Regions from separate parts of the Mus musculus genome. Here region 2 is linked to region 1. Evidence: chromatin loops called from intact Hi-C (ENCODE). Cell type or tissue: left cerebral cortex. All regions are shown on one strand.

Region 1 (2,500 bases):
CCCAGTACAGGGGAATACCAGGGCCAAAAAGGGGGAGTGGGTGGGCAGGGGAGTGGGGGTGGGTAGATATGGGGGACTTTTGGTATAGCATTGGAAATGTAAATGAGTTAAATACCTAATAAAAAATGGAAAAAAAAAAGAATTAAGGAAAACATAGTAAGTAAATAGTCAGTATTTCAAGGTGAGGGGTTTTGGCATCCTTTTTCTTAAATTAAGTGTAGAGCTAAAGAAAAATAAAACTGATAAGAAAATCCAAATACAGAAGAGTTTATATTTAATATAATTCCATAGAGATAAACACTTCTTTGTGAACAGCACATTCTGAAACACATAGGAGGGAAGAGATAACATCAAAAATAGTAAGGAAAAAGAAACCAGACTCCAAGAAAATGTTTCATTGTTCACATGTTTTGTTGCTGTTAATTTCACCTTATGTTGTAACAGGATTAATGACTGCTCGGATATACACTATATACATGCACTTGGATACACATAACAAAGTGTAATATTACAGAATGAGAAAAATAATAAAAGAAAAGAAAATAGGGAGTACAGTTCCCAGCTAGAAAAGAGACAGTAGTTTCTACACACAAGGATTAGATTTCATTTTAAATTTCCCCACTGCCAAGGTTAAAAAGGAAATACATTTCCATTAACTGATAAAGTGGAGTATATCAGCTCTTCATTAGGAAAAAATCTTTCCTGGCACTAAATTCTAGAAGAGGATTTATCATGTATACCATTATTTGAGATGTTGACTCCTATAATGAATAGTGGCTTTGCAGACATTGTGGGGCTATTCCTTACCAGGTCATTTGTTATATCAACCTACGTAAAAAGCTAAGGGCATAATATTACATTGTGATCAGAGAATCAATTTGTGTTTGGAGCCTTGGAGACACTTGGGAGGGTGGAATGGAGAAACAAATTCAATCATGTGGAAACAAAAAGAATTAATTGGTGTGATGCTGCCACAATGGATGTAAACCCTTGTGTGCTCTAGTATCACTAAGGGCACATCTTTCAAATTTCATCATGAAACTTAGAATAAAAAAAACAATTTTTAATTCCCACCTGCCTTTGAGACTTGAGAAGACAGAAGGCTGAATCGCCAAAATCAGCTGACAAGGTAATTGCTTATGGTGTACTGTGTATATCCAAACTGCTGCTCTGTGGACCCTATTGCCAACACCAGGATCACTCTTTATGCATGGATGGCTATCATCCTCCTGCTTCAAACCCTACAGGTACCAGCAGCATCAGAACCTCTTCCCACCTTTACTGACCTCCTATAATGGTTCTATAATGCCTGGATTGCCGTGGCATTTCCTCCTGCACTCCTTACCTGATAGGTCTCCTTTCCTTGTTTTTTACTTTTCTCCTCTGCCTGTATTTTATTGTATTCCAGAGTTCTGTTCTTAGCTTACTTTCCCTCTCTATCCTAGCCCTCACTCCCACATATACTCCTATTTTTGCCTCTGGCAATTTAGCTTTAAACTAATTTGTTCAACTGTCTGTGTGTACCTAAAATACTCGTTGATACTCTGTCCTAAACCAACAAGTTCAGGATTGCACTCCCTTTGCTATCCCAGGCATACCTGCTCGTGTTCTCCGGGTCTTAATGATTAGTGGCTCTACCCATCTTGCCAAAATCATGGGTAAAACTGTTAGAAACATCTCACTTTTCACATATCCATCCTTAGCCTTAACCTCACTTCCTCAAGACTAGCAAATTTTGGCTCCTATGTATCCTAGATTTGTCTTACCTCTTCTCTTAGTATGCCACTGCCATGATTGGTAGCCTAGTTTCCTCTTTGTATAGATAATTAAAATAAGCTTCCTTGACCGCCTAGCTTCCCAGTCGTATACCAATGAATGCATCTTCCTCTGAAATAGGACTCCTTTTCTACAAGGCAGATCTTTTATGATGGTCTCCTCCTTTCCAGCCTCTGCGGCACTTCATCACCCACATCAAGATTACAAGCGTGACTGTAGAGATGTCTTTTGATTTGGACCCTGCTGATTTCTCCTTTCTCTCTTTGCAATTTACATCCTTTTACTGACGAAATTGCTCCCATTTCCTGCACTCACACATGCTCTCTTATTTTGTGGCTTTGTGCATTGGCTGAAGTCCTGGTGTGACCGCCTCCTCTTTCTTCAGCTGCTCTTACTCATCATTTAAGAACAACTCAAGCAACAGCTTTGTCTCCCACAGAAAGCCCCTTGTAAAACCTCACTTGAGTTGAATGTCTATTGGCTGAGATACCTGAACAAGGAATGCATATTTTCTATCTGTATTTTTAGTATATTTTATTAATTTAGGCTCCCTGCAGAGCAGGAATACAAACTTGTTAAAATAATTTCCCCAGATTAACTAGTTAAGTGCATAAAAATGATCTCCATGTTTAAATGCATGTTTAAACATTTCCTAAAGTAAGTTACTTTTCCCAATAATATTATCTTTACCAATGTATATCTTAATAAAGTCAAATGAGAACAC
Region 2 (2,500 bases), 120 kb before region 1:
CTTTTAGGTACATGCTCAAGAGTAGTATAGCTGGGTCTTCAGGTAGAACTATTTCCAAATGGAGCAGAGACTGAAGGTAAGACCATCCAGTGACTGGCCAAATTTGGGATCCATCCCATGTGCAGGCACTAAACCCTGACGCTATTATTGATGCCATGTTGTGCTTGCAAACAGGAGCCAAAATGCCTGACCTCTGAGAGGCTCTACCAGCAGTTGGGACTTCCACTGGAGATCACTATAGAAAAGTTAGAGTAAGGATTGAAGGAAGGGAAGGGGATTAGAACTCCATGGAAAGAACAGCAATATCAATTAACCTGGACACCTCAGAGCTCCCAGAGACTAAGTCACCAACCAAAAAGTATACATGAGCTGGTGCGTGGCCCCCAGTACATATGTACTAGAGTCCTTGTCTGGCCTCAGTGGGACAGGATACACCTAATCCTCTAGAAACTTTACATTTTAGGGAAGGAGGATGCTGGTGAGGATGGGGTAGGGGTGTGATGGTGTGGGGGGAACACCCTCTCAGATGCAAAGGGAAGGAGCAGGGAGTGAAGAAATCTGGGAGGGAGTCTTTGTAAGGGGCAACATTAGGAATGTAAATAAATAAAATAATTTTTGAAAATATAGTGCAGACTTGCTTCATTGTGGTCTCAAAACAGTATTCCTCCTACCCAAACCCTTTTATATGACATTGATTTTGAATTTTTCCCTCAAACTTCATTATTGAGCTAATAATGACTCAGAAACCTTTGAGCTCAGAGCATCTGCATTGTTTCAGCTTCATTTGGAAACACTGCCCGTGAAATTCAAGAGGATAACACGTAATGAACTCATTGTCCAATAATGTGTCTGAAGACTGGATGAGAGCTGAATGTCATCTGTGTATGGCTTCTGTTGTTCTTTTAAGATACCTGTCTTAAGGAAGGGAATATATAAGTATGTGGATATGTGCCTGCAGTATATTTTGCCTGTCTGTGTATTACACATATCAAGAAAACTTGTTTAGCTAAATAAAACCAATGTTTATTTAGTATTTTTCTTGAGAGTTAGTTTGAAATTTATTAGCATATTTGTAAAATAATTTACTGGATTGAATAATTGTAAGAAATAATAAAATACTAATGTTAACTATTTCGCATACAGTTCTTTATATTGATCAATATATTCATGCTATAGGGTTTCACAGTGTGATCACATTTTCTAGGCAAACTAATTGAGTCTTAAGAAATTGAAATTACTTGTCCAAAGTCCTCTGAGGAACCAGATTTAAACACAGGCTGTCTGCCTGGTACTCTTTCTCCTAACCATAGTGATTTTACCACTGTAGCAAATACAGTTTGAGATCTAGGGAAGAAGTTGGCACAATATAGATAAGTGCTCTGATATTCTTAGCAAAAATATATTTAGATTAGAATTCCTGAGACCTATTGTAGCAGTTCACTATTTTCAAAATAGCATGGGGGAGATATTTTATAATAATGTAAGTCGCTATTCTCATTAATGAAGTTGGTGTGCACATATGTAATGGGAATCGTTATAATCCTTCATGAAGTTGTGTAGGAGCAAGGAGCATCTCTGGCATGTACTTCTGGCTCTCTGGCTCCTCCTCCTCCTCAGGCACATTTCTCCCACAGGCTCTCAGAACACTGTCTTACTGTATGGAGGGAAATGGAGGCTGTGAATTGCAGTTCATGTTTTCCCTCTTGCTTTGACTGAACATCTGCTCACCCAAGGCCAGCGTTTTTACTTCCATCTACTCATTACTATGGTTACCATGGTATATGCTCTATTTTAGGTCTGTATCTACTGGCTTGTAGCCATTCTCTCTTGGGGGAAGAAAAGAAAGTTTTCCAGAGCCAAACTGGCCTTCTATTCAGTAAATATGGTAATTTTTGCCTATGCTGAGTTTCTACCCATCCCCTTTCCTTTCATATTTGGTGTTCTTCTGTGTGCAAAGGGTTCTTTCCATCCAACATTTTTTGTGTGGACTTAACCACACATTTTCTACTTAATTACCCTCTCTGTTTTCAAAAGTTTCCCCTTAATTGCACTCATATAGGATGTGTTTCTATAGTCATTGTGGTTTTTAAATGTGACAGTTGCCTGCTATGTTCGCCTAAATATGGTATTGAGGAAGAAGATGCCTCAGATGGCAAAATGAAGATCATATGCTCCTCAGCCTGAGCTGGCCTACTGCCCTATGCTTTCCACTGGGATAGATAACGGGGACTATGTACAGAAGTTGATTCTAAAACATTCTAAGACACGATATAAAATGCTAAATGTTCATAAGAAAAATGATGTAAAATATCTCAATATTTTATTTTAGTACAAATTAAAATATTTATTTTATAAAATAAATAATTTAAAATTTTCTTTAAAGTATATATCTAAGGGCTAATACAACATATTATATATTACATCCCATTAGCTAGGGATACTTTAAGATCATTTATGATATTTGAAATGCCAGTAGATAAATAATAGCAGATCATATATT

Evidence for each region. Hi-C counts contacts between places; a loop is a spot of excess contacts. Peaks named below come from ENCODE experiments on the same cell type or tissue, not always from the same donor. Only the 100,000 strongest peaks of a DNase experiment are listed, where the experiment ranks them.
Region 2: it touches region 1 in a loop (2.1-fold over the local background); 3 of 42 quality-filtered maps call a loop at or near these places.

The regions. Positions count from the first base shown.
Region 1 is chr5:13,382,793-13,385,292 of GRCm38, forward strand. It overlaps a transcript of Sema3a not described here. Among named protein-coding and RNA genes, the nearest start is that of Sema3a, 15 kb to the right of the region's middle. In left cerebral cortex, no CTCF peak of the experiment used is centred here; DNase peaks (open chromatin) are centred at 1,232, 1,453 and 2,121; H3K27ac peaks cover 897 bases.
Region 2 is chr5:13,261,591-13,264,090 of GRCm38, forward strand. It overlaps a transcript of Sema3a not described here. Among named protein-coding and RNA genes, the nearest start is that of Gm52804, 120 kb to the left of the region's middle. In left cerebral cortex, no CTCF peak of the experiment used is centred here; DNase peaks (open chromatin) are centred at 1,362 and 1,713.